Linked DNA regions of Homo sapiens: region 2 is linked to region 1. A link is a contact called in ENCODE Hi-C or POLR2A ChIA-PET data. All regions are on one chromosome and are shown on one strand. Each heading gives the region's core, a stretch centred on a gene start or an enhancer-like site at or near the end of the contact. The rest is flanking DNA. Distances are from core to core; before and after follow the strand shown.

Evidence for each region. A loop is a pair of places that touch in the nucleus more often than their neighbours do. ChIA-PET counts read pairs that join two places held with the same protein, here RNA polymerase II (POLR2A). Pooled maps may share reads with other maps.
Region 2: a loop to region 1 is called in a map of ascending aorta, with 4 times the contacts of the local background. The contact joins the enhancer-like site here to the promoter of SERHL2 in region 1. A Hi-C loop is called at or near these places in 4 of 168 maps with a recorded cell type or tissue (B cell, OCI-LY7, ascending aorta and 1 more), 12 of 37 single-sample maps with no recorded cell type and 19 of 50 pooled maps. POLR2A ChIA-PET finds 5 or more read pairs at or near these places in 6 of 52 experiments (A673, CD8-positive, alpha-beta memory T cell, GM12878 and 3 more).

Annotation. Positions count from the first base shown.
Region 1 is chr22:42,552,706-42,559,015 of GRCh38, reverse strand. SERHL2 (serine hydrolase like 2) reads right to left here and starts at 5,060. Exons shown (of 12, transcript NM_014509.5): 1 at 4,974-5,060; 2 at 3,929-4,078; 3 at 3,671-3,784; 4 at 3,311-3,352; 5 at 2,933-2,952; 6 at 2,428-2,502; 7 at 559-668. The coding sequence starts at 4,995. RefSeq lists a silencer at 5,118-5,517.
Region 2 is chr22:42,442,016-42,449,451 of GRCh38, reverse strand. It overlaps LOC101927344 (a long non-coding RNA gene), which reads right to left. Exons shown (of 6, transcript NR_188414.1): 3 at 3,636-3,750; 4 at 3,213-3,289; 5 at 628-745. Among named protein-coding and RNA genes, the nearest start is that of NFAM1, 13 kb to the right of the region's middle. RefSeq lists enhancers at 4,319-5,085, 5,093-5,272. Within about 2 kb of position 4,896, at least 35 of the 41 ENCODE cell types and tissues checked have a DNase peak (open chromatin) inside an H3K27ac peak, as active enhancers do; they include A673, GM12878, OCI-LY7 and 1 more, where a contact is called at or near this core.

The sequences.
Region 1 (6,310 bases), core at 3,811-6,310:
CCTTCAGACAACAAATATGTGTGGAGCTCTGACCTACCAGGCCCACTGCCAGATGCAGGAGGCACAAAGATGACCAAATCAGCCATAGTGGGGGTTGCGGAGTTCACATGCCTCGGGAAACAGAGGAATCAATAGGCTCTTATTGGACAGTGTGGTTACCTGCAGGGCAGGGACAGCTTGCCTGGGGGTGTCAGGGCAGGGTTCCCAGCTGAGGCCCCAAGGAGTGGGGAAGCCAGTGAGCAAGCACAGGGGAGAATTCCAGGTAAGGGAGCCCAGGCTGGAGTCCCAGAGGGGAGAGAAGGCGTGGAAGCAGCATGTGCTTGGGAGAGAGGCGGGTGCGTGAGAGGTGTGGGGAGGGTATTGGAAGTAAGGGGCATGGCTGGAGCAGGGGCAGAGGGAAAGAGAGAACGTCCCTGAAGACCCTGGGAAGCCTGGTGCTCAGCGTGACCCCAGGGAGAAACAGGCTTGTTGGGTGAGAGGGAGAAAGAAGCTTCTCCACGTCTCACGGGATGTCCTCCCCTGGACCCCACCAGCTCCCCGTCCACACCGGGCACCCACCTCTGCAGCAGCTGCTTCAGGCTGAACACGTGCGAGGGCTCCTGGGAGGCCTCTACCTGCAGCACGTGCTCTATGGCTCTCCGCTTGTAGGTCAGCAAGTTCTCCATTTCCTAAGGAGGCACAGTTGGCTGGTGGGCAGGGATCCAGGCTGCAGACGAGGTCTCTGCCCCTCCTAGCCCTGCCCTCTGCTCTCAGCTGAGCCCCTCTCGGCAAAGGGGCACACAGCCCCAGCCCTGGCTAGTCAGCCCCACGATTCTGAACGAGTCTTTGCTTCGCCTCAGTCACAGCCAGCCTGGTCTTGCCTGCGGCCAGGGACAGTTGAAGAGATCAGGTGGGATGATGGAGAGGAAGGGGAATCTCTGTCAACTGCCAAGTGCTTTGCAAAGGCATGAAATTAGGGTCCGGAGGCCACGAACCATCTGGGGTTGGCAGTTTCATCTGGTTCAACGAATGCCATCATTCTCAGTGGCAGAAAGGGACTGGCAGAAAGGGCGCATTTCTGGGGCTTCCAAGCTCCCCCATGATGTGTGGCTCACTCTGTGAGGACAGCCTCAGGCCCACTGCCTGGGGCTGCAGAGGGGGGCATCTCCCATCTACCCATGCCTGAGAATGCAGGACAAGAGGACCAAATGCCCCTCTTGACTCGCCCAGGAGGAAGCCCCTGGGGGCACTGCACTTGTCAATTCAGTGGGTGAAATGCAGAAAGAAGGGAGTGTCTGCTGTCTGCCATCTGTAAATTGGATCCTTATAATAGCCCCTGAGCTAGCTGAGCTCATGCAAGGAACATTTACTGAGCCCTTACTAGGTGCCAGGATTGGGGATGTGGTGACAGAGATGGACATGATCCTTATCCTTATGGGATCTGCCGTCATTCTTTTTTTTTTTTTTTTTTTTTTTTTTGGGAGACGGAGTTTCCCTCTTGTTGCCCAGGCTGGAGTGCAATGGCGCAATCTCGGCTCACTGCAACCTCCGCCTCCTGGGTTCAAGCGATTCTCCTGCCTCGGCCTCCCAAGTAGCTGGGATGACAGGCATGTGCCACCACGCCCAGCTAATTTTGTACTTTCAGTAGAGACGGGATTTCTCCATGTTGGTCAGGCTGGTCTCGAAATCCTGACCTCAGGTGATCCGCCAGCCTCGGCCTCCCAAAGTGCTGGGATTACAGGCGTGAGCCACCGCATCTGGCCGATCTGTGGTCATTCTATGGACAAGAAAACTGAAACTGATGAGACTTGTGTCACAACTGATAGGCTGAGACCTTGGCAAGAAAATGACAGGATGTCAGAGCTGGCCAGGTCATTGAGCCCAACCTCATTTTACACGTGCGGGAACTAAGGCCCAGAGAGGCAAAGTAACTTGCCAGGGGTCACCCAGCAGGTAAACCAGGCCAGGACTCAGACGCAGAGACAGTACTGGTTATGGGTAGTGGTGGTCAGAGGGGTCAGTCCTTGTTCCTTCAGTTCACATTTAGGGCTGTCATGTGTGGTGGTGCAATGTGGACACAGTGCAAAGGCATTCGACTGGGTGTGAGTGCAGTGTGCCGGCCCAGCTGTGTGCCCTAGAACATCTTCCACCCATGGCCGCTGCCCTCTTCCACTGCCTGCCACTGCGTGATCAGCCTGGCATTCTGCAGATCCCGAGCCACACATCCAGTTTCCAAGGGGTCCCCCACACCCCTTGTCCTGACCACTGCTAGGGGTATAAGCAGCAGAAGCCTGTCATCTGTTGGGGAGCGGGTCCCTGACTCCCCTTTCCCACCCTCTGCCGCCTCCTCGTGCTTCCCTAGTGTCCACCAAAGGAGACAGGGCTGGGAGCGCTGCCCGGGGCCCAGGTCCTCCCTAATGACAGCATGCACGAAAGCCCGCTTCTCACATCTGATTCCAGGAGAAAGAGCGGCGTGTCCAGCAAGATAAGTTTATCCACCATCTCGGGGAAGGTACAGAAAAACTGTGAGGATGCCAAAAGGGGAGAATGAATAGGGGGAAGAAGGAAAGGACACTCCCGCCTTTCCCTGGGGACCCTGGAGTTCCCCGAAACATCTTTTAGGCTGGGGGGAGGGTGCTGACCAAGAGGCCAGAGGAGAATCTTCTATCTATGGTGTGCCTTCCCCCACCACCCCTAAGTCTGCACCCAGCACTGAGCTCCAGACCTTGGTGATGGCTGGACTCCAGGGTGCGGTGGGACCGGGTATGGGGGCGTGGAAACATGAACTCTACCAGGAGTCTCCACCGTTTACACCAACTTCCTGGTATAAGGACTGTCACTGTGACAGGAGGAGGCACTTTCTGTCCCAGGTACCTTCTCCTTCCTCCTTTGTGCTCCCCTCCCCACTCCACCCAAGGGAGCCCCAGTTGGCCAGACAAAGCCATCTACTCACCATTCCGCCCACGACGCCACCTGGGGGACAAAAGAGCTGTGGGTGACATTCCCTCACTCCCTCCCCAGCTGCATACCCTAAAGCTTCTTCCCACCAGTTGGGGGGGGGGGGCACCATATGGGTGGCTGGGGGCTCAGCATCTGGGCCATGATGTCCCCTTCATCAGACCTGACCACTCAAAAGACCACATTTCCCTCATCCCTGTGTCCCTTGCGGCAGTTGCCTGAGGTCAGAGGGTACAGTGGTCAACCTCTGACTGACCCTCTCATCTCTCTTTGCAGATCTCATAAGTGCAGGGGAAAGGGGTGGGGCAGCAGCTCCTATCCTTCCCTCCCAGCCCTACTCCGGGCCCGGTCAGCTCCTGGCCACTGTACTCACCGAAGCTGTGGCCCAGAATGGAGAATCGATTCCATTTCAAGGCTGGAAATGCAAGGAGCCAGAAGGTCCGGCTGGGCACAGGCTCAGCCCACGATCTTGCTTCTAGTCCCCAGGCTCAGGAAATCCCTTCCCAGCATCTGGGGTGTCCACCCAGGACACTAGCTTGGGGGACCCACTGGAGGAAGCGAACTCTTCAACTTTCCCAAGATCTCCCGTGAATTGCTGGCAGACCTGGGGCCAGAGCCCAGGCCCCACTCTCAGGCCAGCGCTGCTTCCTGGATCCTACCCCGCCTCCAGTGATAAGAGGGGGTGCCCTAGAGCACCCCCCACACCGCCGAAAATACACACTCTGTTTCTTACCTGCCACAACTCTTCGGATCTCACTCACAAAAGTCTGGAGGTAATATGGGACACCTGGGCTGTAATGGGACGAGAGCCCATGACCTCCGAAATCCATGGCAACGTAATAAAAGTCTGAAACAGAGAGAAGCGGGTTGGAGGGTAGGAAGAGGTGTCTATGCCAGCTGTCTCCCCGCCCTCCTCATTCCCCTGCAGACCTCCCCCCTCACCTTCCTGCCCACTTTCCCCCTGGCCTTCCCTTCAGCCCCAGCCTCACACCTTGCGGGAGAAGAGGGATGAGTCTGTCGAAGGAGCTGGCATTGTCCAGCCAGCCGTGCAGGCAGAGAACTGGAGGGCCCTGCAGGGAGCCCCAGGCTTTGGCTGCGATGTGGCCCCAGGGCACAGCCAGCTTCAGCTCTGAGATCAGACCTGAAAGACACAGCCGGGTCTTTCATTCCTTCATTCATTCACCCATGAAGCTGGTGCTCCCTGAGCCCCTTATCTCTGCCTGATGTGCTTGAGCCAGGGGCTCATGTCCAGAGGGACTCAGACCCTTAGCTGCCCCAGAAGGTTATGGGGAGAGAGTCAGACATGGGAGTGGAGACTCCCAGAGGAGGGACAGAGAAGTTAAGCCGGAAAAAGCTGTGACAGGCCTCAGAGCATGCACCCCATTTAAACTGGGGCAGAACCTTCTAGAATGTGCTGGGGCGGGGGCGCTGGTCAGGCCTGGACCCCATCACTTGCTGGCTGGGTAACCTTGGAGAAGTTACTAAAACGTCTTGAGCCTGTTTCCTTTCCTGTAAAACCGGAGTAAAGAAACAGCCCGTTTCCTAAGCCTTTCCCAAAGGCCAGAGGGGTGCCAAACCCTCATACACGCAGCAGGTGGGACCACTGTCACTCTCCCTCCACAGAGCAGGAAACTGAGGCACTGGGAGCTGCAGTACATGCCCAAGGTCACACTGGGCGACAAGGGCGGAGTGGAAATTTAGGGCAGGCGGTGGGACTCCAGGAACCCCCACCGCCCCCACATCTGGCAGCCTCCTCCGTCTCTGCAAGGCTGGAGACTTGCGCACCCCCGACACCCACGCGCACGCTCGGCTAACTCAGGGGCTCCTGGAACCCTGGGAGGCCACGTGCGGCCGTGTCCCGGGTCCCCCAACTCCTGGCCGGTCGCGCTCTCATGCCCCGGGACTGCCGAGGAAGGAGCTGCGACACCCAGGAGGGCGACGCGGTCGGCGAACCCTCCACTCCATCCCGCCCTCTTCTACTGTCCCAACCAGGTGGGTGGGCAGTGGGACGCTCGCACAAGGCCTCCCCGTCAGACCTGGTGCGGCGTTCTCACTCATCGCTCTCGTCCCGCGAATGCGCTGCTGTCACTCCCTCACGCCTGGCTAGGTCGCAGGAGCAGAGTGACGCCCGCAATTCCGGGCCCTATCTCCAAGCTGTCCTGCCCCGCCCTACCCCAGGCAGGCCCCGCAACTCCAGCAGTCCCCGCCCCCACTCAGAAGGCCCCGCCTTCCCACCGCCCTGCCCGAGCCCCGGCGGGCCCTGCTCCCACAGCCGCGGGCTCCACCCCAGGAAGGTCCACCCCCACCGCCAGGCCGCGCCCCCACCCGCCAGGCCCGGCCTTCCCGCCACACTGTCCGCGCCCACCGGCTTGGAACCCAGCAGGGCGCCAACCCCCGGGCAGTCCTGATGGCCGCCCCCACGTCCGCGCGGGACCAGACCCGGGGAGCAACCACAGCGAGTTGGGCCTCTGAATGCTCGCTGGCCCGCGCCGCAGGGCTGAAGGCTACCCTTTGTTTAGTGGCTTACTAGCCCCCTTGACGGACAGCCTGCGTCCACCGTGTCCCCACCGTGTCCTGGGATTCTCAGCAGAGCCTGGCACAAGCCAGTCTTAATAATTGTTGTACAGGCCGGGCGCGGTGGCTCACGCCTGTAATCCCAGCATTTTGGGAGGCCAAGGTGGGCGGATCACAAGGTCAGGAGATCGAGACCATCCTGGTTAACATGGTGAAACCCCGTCTCTACTAAAAATACGAAAAATTAGCCGGGCGAGGTGGTGGGCGCCTGTAGTCCCAGCTACTCTGGAGGCTGAGGCCGGAGAATGGCGTGAACCCGGGGGAGCGGAGCCAGCAGTGAGCCGAGATCGCACCACTGCACTCCAGCCTGGGCGACAGCGAGAGTCCGTCTCAAAAAAAAAAAAATTGTACAGGTGAACAAATGAATGTATAAATTGGGGACGTGGAGGAACCCTCCAGGTGAGGGATTATAAACAATATCTGCCTGGAAAGGATCGAAAACCCCAAGTTATGAAGAGGATGTTTGGGGTGAGCAGATTCATGCACTAAATCCTACAATGAAAGAGGGAAAGTGCACCCTTTGAGTCTGAAACAGTGGCAAGTCTAGGACAAATAAGAACAAGTACTGGTAGTGAATTCTCTTTTTTTTTTTTTTTTTTTTTTTTGAAACAGAGTCTCGCTTTGTAGCCCAGGCTGGAGTGCCGTAGCGCGATCTCGGCTCACTTAAACCTCCGCCTCCCGGATTCACGCCATTCTCCTGCCTCAGCCTCCCGAGTAGCTGGGACTACGGGCACCCACCACCACACCCGGCTAATTTTTCTTGTATTTTTTTTAGTAGAGACGGAGTTTCACCGTGTTA
Region 2 (7,436 bases), core at 3,647-6,146, 110 kb after region 1:
TAAGAGGTGAAGCTGCCATGCCTTCGCCTAATTCAGGAACAGTCTTTGCCTTTAGAAATTCCCTCTGCTGGGCTGGGCGCGGTGGCTCACACCTGTAATCCCAGCATGTTGGGAGGCCAAGGCGGGCGAATCACGGAGGTCAGGAGATCAAGACCATCCTGGCTAACATGGTGAAACCCCGTCTCTACTAAAAATACAAAAAAATTAGCCAGGCATGGTGGCGCATGCCTGTAGTCCCAGCTACTCGGGAGGCTGAGGCAGGAGAATGGTGTGAACCCAGGAGGTGGAGCTTGCAGTGAGCCAAGATCGCGCCACTGCACTCCAGCCTGGGTGACAGAGCAAGACTCCATCTCAAAAAAAAAAAAAAAAAAAAGAAAGAAAGAAATTCCCTCTGCTGTTATGTTCAGGGTGGGATGGAAGTAAATAAAATGTTTCATGCAAAGCAAAAAAATAGGATATAATAGGGATTTTGGGCTGGGTTGAGTGGCTCACACCTGTAATCTCAGCACTTTAGGAGGCCAAGGTAGGAGGACTGGGCGAGCCTGGAAGTTTGAGACTAGCCTGGGCAACGTAGTGAGACCCCATCTCTTCAAAAAAAAAAAAAAGAGGACTTTTTAGAAGTCTTACTTTGGCCTTTACTGTTGATTCCCAATTATTCGGGATTCGATCATCCAGTTTGAGGATCATTGAAGCCTTTTCTAGGCTGTTTTGACTCTTTTCATTCTTTCACTAATCTTGGCATTTCCTAATATTAATGAAAATAAAAGGAAATGAGAGTGAAACAACAGGTTTACTTTCCTCTATTAGCTTCTGAGGGAAAAGGAATGGACAAGAGCAGGTTGGGCGACCAGCTGGCATTTGCCCCTCTGTCAGGTGACCTCGACATCCCCGCATTGCAGAAAGGACCCTGAGAGCTGACCTTGCCTGTGTGCGTCTCCCCAACGAAAACTCTTAGCAAGTCTGACTTACAGACCACTAGAAACCCGATCGGGACCCAGAAACCCCACTCCCAGGTATTCACCCAAGAGAAGTGAAAACTTCCATTCATACAAACACCTGTGCGTGAATGTTACAGCAGCTTATTCATAATCGTCGAAACCTGGAAATCGCCCACATCCTTTACTTGGTGAATAGATAAATAGACCACAGTCCATCCAGACAGTGGAACACTTCTCAGCAATGAAAAGGAACCATACAACAATGTGGGTGAACCTCAAATCACGATGCTCAGCGAAAGAACCTGGACTCGCACGATTCCACTTTCAGGACTCCCGTTGCTGGAAAAGCAACGGGAGAACAGAGCAGTGGTTGCCAGCGGCAGCACAGGAGTTCTGGGAGTGACGGGATGTTCCCTATCTTGACTGCGGTCATGGTGATAGGACTCTATGCATTTGAACTATATACCAAAAGAAGTGAATTTTACTGTGTGTACATTTGAAGGTATTTTTTAACCATTAAAAAAGAAAAATCAAGGCCGGGCACAGTGGCTTATGCCTGTAATACCAGCACTTTGGGAGGCTGAGGCAGGTGGATCACCTGAGGTCAGGAGTTCGAGACCAGCCTGGCCAAGACGGTGAAACCCCATCTCTACTAAAAATACAAAAATTAGCTGGGTGCCGTCGTGGGCGCCTGTAATCCCAGCTACTCAGGAGGCTGAGGCAGGAGAATCGCTTGAACCTCAGAGGTGGTGGCTGCAGTGAGCCGAGATTGCGCCAGTGCACGCCAGCCTGTGCGACAAGAGTGAGACTATGTCTCAAAAAAAAAAAAGTGACTTCAATTTTTCCTCCTTCTCCTCTTGGCTTGTAAAAGGCTTGTCCCTGTGTGGCTTCAGAGTGTTTAAAATCACTTACCTCCTCTTGAGGAGGTTCAACATTCTTTTTTTTTGAGACAGAGTCTTGCTCTGTCGCCCAGGCTGGAGTGCAATGGCATGATCTCGGCTCACTGCCACCTCCACCTCCCAGGTTCAAGGGATTCTCTTGCCTCAGCCTCCCGAGTAGCTGGGATTACAGGTGTGCATCACCACACCCGGCCAATTTTTGTATTTTTGTTGCCCAGGCTGGTCTCGAACTCCTGGACTGAGACAATCCACCCGCCTCAGCCTCCCAAAGTGCTGAGATTACAGATGTGAGCCACTGCGCCAGGCCTCAATATTCTTTCTAATAAGCTCACTTGGGTTCTTATTCAGTATATTCCTTTTCCCAGGCTGCTGTAACAAAATAACATAAACTGGGTGGCTTAAGGCAACAGAAATTGATTTCCTCCCAGTTCTGGAGGCGAGAAGTCCAACACCAAGGTGTTGGCAGGGCTGTGCTCCCTCTGAAGGTTCTAGGGAAGAATCCTCCCTCTCTTCTTCCGGCGTCCAGTGGCCACAGGCATCCCTTGGCTTGTAGCCTCACCACTGCCATCTCTGCCTCCATCTTCCTATGGCCCTCTTTCCTCTGTGTCTCCTCTGCTTCTTCTTCTTCTTCTTTTTTTTTTTTTTTTCTTTTTTTTTTGAGACAGAGTCTCGCTCTGTCACCCAGGCTGGAGTGTAGTGGCACGATCTCAGCTCACTGCAAGCTCCGCCTCCCAGGTTCACATCATTTTCCTGCCTCAGCCTCCCGACTAGCTGGGACTACAGGCGCCTGCCACCATGCCGGGCTAATTTTTTTGTATTTTTAGTAGAGACGGGTTTTCACCGTGTTAGCCAGGATGGTCTCGATCTCCTGACCTCATGATCTGCCCACCTCAGCCTCCCAGAGTGCTGGGATTACAGGCGTGAGCCACCGCGCCTAGCCGTCTCCTCTCCTTCTTATAAGGACACCAGCTGTTGGACATAGGGCCCAGCCTAAATCCAAGATTATTTTATCGTGAGTTGAAAGGACCTGATTACATCTGAAAAGACCCTGTTTCCAAATTCAGCTCACAGTCACAGGAATGGAAGAGTCGGGGGGAGGGAGAGGTTAATACATGAACATATCTCTTGGGGAGCACAATTCAACCCCTACATTCAGTAAGACTCTCTTAGAGAGGGCAGGGCAAGCTGGCCCTGCACTCCTTGGCCATCCCCTGCTGTCACCCCCAGACCTCAGGCACGGCGGCCCCTCGCTCTCCCCCGTCTCCTCTGTCCGGGCCTCTGAAGTCACCAGTTCTCCATGCCCAGCCGTGGCCTGTGGGAGGGAGCTGGGGGGGTGAGCTGGAGCTGCCACTTAGCGGCAGAGTCACAAACTCACCGTTCCTAATGAAGCCCGTCGCTTCTCCCTCCTCTTCCTCCCAGCAATGTCCGCAGTGGTGCCTGCGATGAAAGAAGCTGACCCAAGACATAGGAGGGAGGTGATTATGGGTTTAGAAAAGTCTTGACAAAAACATATCCTTTTATGACTGGGGTGGCTCTGTCAGGCTCTGCTGGCCCAGCATCCTCCCCACAGCCCACCCCAGCCAGAGGAACAGTCTCCTGATTTTCCTGTGGGGACTCCTGTCCTCTCAAGGTCACTTAGTTGAGCAGGGTTGTCCCTACCCCCAGTTCCCTGTCCCTCTGTCTTCTTTCCACTGCAGGCCAGCCAGCAGAACCCTGCTTTTCTGAAGACCCTGACCAGGAGCTGCAGCCCCTCCTGGCCCTGTAGCCGCAACTGGCCCCATCTCTTGATTCCGCTTACCTGTCCGGCCCAGGCTGGAGCTACCCCACAGCTGCCAGGGCTGGGTCCTCCAGGCCACCTGCCCATGAACCAGCCAGGTGAGCACAAAGCACGTCTCCCCCACCCCGTCTTGGGTCTGTAGGGACAATAAAATGCCTGCCAGTGAAAAGGGCACAGTGAGGCTGGGTGCTGTGGCTTGTGCCTGTAATCCCAGCACTTTGGGAGGCCGAGGCAGGCAGATCATTTGAGGTCAGGAGTTCGAGACCAGCCTGGCCAACATAGTGAAACACTGTCTCTACTAAAAATAACAAAAATTAGCCAGGCGTGGTGTCTTGCACCTGCAGTCCCAGCTCCTCAGGAGGCTGAGGCAGGAGAGTTGCTTGAACCCAGGAGGCAGAGGTTGCAGTGAGCCAAGATCATGACATTGCACTCCAGCCTGGGCAACAGAGCGAGACTCCGTCTCAAAAAAAAAAAAAAAAAGAAAAGAAAAGAAAAAAAAGGGCGCAGTGCTGAGCCACGGATTATTTAAGATATCCTATTTCAGGAAAAACGAACAAGTCCAGATTCTCTTGGCTGTGGCTCCGTGGTTTATATGTTTGCAGAATCAGAAGAGTGAGTGACAAAGGTTACAGGTAAGCCTGCAGGAGTAGACACCTTTGGGGGAGAGATTGGAGAAAATGATTAGCTTTTTCTGTATAGATTTTTGGATTATTTCACCTTGTGAACTCTGATATTTGCTCTGACGCCAGCCACCCTCACTGGGTCCTTGGTTCTGCCCTGTTCTGTTCTGCATCCTTCTTTGCCTGTGGGGTTTCCGGGTTTCTATCCTGAGCTCCAAGCCAGGGTCCAACCCAGCAACCTGCGGCCCTGAGGCCCGTAGGTCCCCATGTGGGCACTCTTGACCTCCTAGGCTTTGCTGACCTACAGGCCTCCTCGCCAGTGACTCATGAACTTGGCTGAGGCACAGCTTTTCAGATCCTGGGGGGCCCCCCTCTCTCCTCTCCCACGGGGTTCTTATCAAGCTCAAGGGAGGAAATGGTTGACAAACGGTTTTGCTAAACTAGGATCGGTTACCCAATGGAGAAGCTTATTACTGAAGACGCTGATGAAGAACATTCGAGCAGCGCCCCATCAATCTCCTCTGCTGTCAGGAAGGCTGGGGGAGGGGCGGTGGGACCCAGGCCATCAGGAGCGGGATGCCACCGAGTTCTCAAAGACCTTGTCCGCCCTGGCCCTTCCTGTCCGGCCTCCAGGGGGCACCAGATCTCCACCCAGTGCGTGACCACCCCCTCCCCACCAATCCCTCAGCGAGATTCTAGCAGAGGGGAGAGAGCCAGGGGCCGTGGGGACCCAGGGGTGAGAAAGGGGCTGGCAGAGAGCAGGGAGTCCACCCAGGGTCAGGTTCAGGCCTGCATTGATGTGTGGCCAGGGTGCGACACAGAATTCTGCAAGATTCAGAACATCTCTCAATCACTACATTTTCAGAAAATGGATGAAAAGCTGATCAAAAAGACGTTTGATGCCAGGCTGAAGAGAAGCTGGATCTTGCACCATCGGGCTGGAGGCAAAGTGCGGGCTGGAGTTCCCCACAGCTGGAGCAGGAGTCCTCTGTAATCCATCAAGTCTGAAGCAGGAAATGCAAGAAGGCTCATGGCGCCTCCTCCCACGAGCCGCCCGGCTGCCGAGAGCCCGGGGTGTGGAGCGGCGGGTTCAGGCCAGGGCAGCGGGACTCTGGGAGCTGGGCTTGCTGGTCCAAGAAACTTGGAGCACAGTCAGGTTTGCAGTTCAGCTCAGAATCCTGATTCAGAAACACCACCCCTTCTCCATGCCTGGGGAGATAGGTGAACTCCCAAACGACTCCCGGGGCCACCCCAGCAAAACCCTAAATGACAGAATTGCCCAGACAGAAGCTGGCTGATCTGTTAGCGAGACTAACCCCATACTTGCCCATGCTCTCTTCTAGTTCACAGGGCACTTCCGTGGCAGGGGAACATGAACTATTCTTGCTAATGAGGCTGGTGAAGCTCACAGGACCTGCACTTGCCAAGGCCCCACAGTTAGGAAACGGCAGAGCTGGGCCTTTAACCCAGATCCCCTGCCTCCAAGTCCTGGAATGGTTGTTTCAGAGGCTGAGCCTTCTGAGTGAGATGAGAAAACTAACAGGAGTCTGGCTGCTGAATCCTCTTTGGGGCACTTTCTCTAGAACAGCCAAAAAGTGGTCCCCAGACTCCACTTGCTTGTATGTACCTGGTAAGTCAGTGCCATTCAGTAAAAAGAAAGTCTTTCTTTTTTTTTTTTCTGCTGAATTGCAATATGTAATTGCAATGTGTTCCTATGTCATATGTTTCTGTAAAGTTTGCAAAGGTGAGACATCAGTTAGTCACACCAAGCCAGCTTGGTGGCACAGCACATGCTTGTAGTCCCAGCTACTCAGGAGGCTGAGGTGGGAGGATGGCTTGAGCCCTGGAGTTCAAGGCTGTGATGAGCAAAGATTGCACCACTGTACTCCAGACCTGTCTCTAAAAAAAGAATCAAACCTGGGCAACGTAGTGATAGACTCTGTCTCTAAATATACACATATGTCTATGAATAAGGCTTTTAAAAATAATAAAAATAACTCAGCTAAGTCTCTTTCCACTCTGATTCCCCGCCTTCCCTGCTCCCATCCAGTTGGATGGTGTTGGACTGGCTGTGGGTATTTTGGGAGAAGTTGATATGGAAATAGTTCAGAATTCAGGGGTATTTCTTGTGGTTCATGGTTCTATCCATGTGTAGCTCAGTCGTTGCTGGCTGTCCGAGGGTACAGATGGCTTCCAGGAACAGGCTCACCAATGAATGAAGGAGAATGAATACAATGATCATGATGAAAAAAGATTTAAATTTCTTGCTGATTTGGCATAAAATGTTGAAACCAACAAAGACAACATAAAACTCAGAACAGGTCCCTGTGATGAGAGCATCAAAGCCTCGCGTGGTCACCAGTGTGGCCCATCCAAGGAGCATGTAAGGTCAGGTCCCACATGAGAAAACTTGACACAGCCATGCCCTGAACTCTTCCTGCTACCATATCAAAGAAATTTGATTGAAGTTTGTTTTCTCTATAGAATATGGCATTGCAAAATCCTTGTTGTACAAGGAAGCGATCAGGATATAGAAAAACATAGGGAAGCCAGGTGTGGTGGCTCAAGCCTGTGATACCAGCCCTTTGGGAAGCCGAGGCAGGCAGATCACCTGAGGTCAGGAGTTCGAGACCAGTCTGGCCAATGTGGTGAAACCCTGTCTCTACTAAAAATACAAAAGTTAGCCGGGCATGGTGTGGGCACCTGTAATCCCAGTTACTCGGGAGGCTGAGGCAGGAGAATGGCCTGAACCCAGGAGGCGGAGCTTGCAGTGAGCCGAGATGGCGCCACTGCATTCCAGCCCGGGTGACAGAGCGAGACTCCGCCTCAAAAAAAAAAATTAAAAATAAAATAAATAAATAAATAAAATTCACTGTTATGCCTAATTTTGGTTTTGTAATTGTGTTTGTTTTTTTTTTTAAATGAGAGTCCTCTTGAAATTGTGTAAGCTTCAGATACCATAAACCCAGCTCGGCCCCAATGACCAGCTCCCTCTGTGCTGTAAACAGGTGGTTTATAGAAAAGAGGAGGCTTGAGAGCCAGAGATATCTGGGTCCAAATCCTGGTTCAGCCTCCTCCTCGCCCTGAGAATCCTGGGTGACTTGCTTCTTGCAGACTCAAGTTCTTTCCCTATAAAATGGGGATAACCTGCCTGACTAACATGGAGAAACCCTGTCTCTACTAAAAATACGAAATTAGCTGG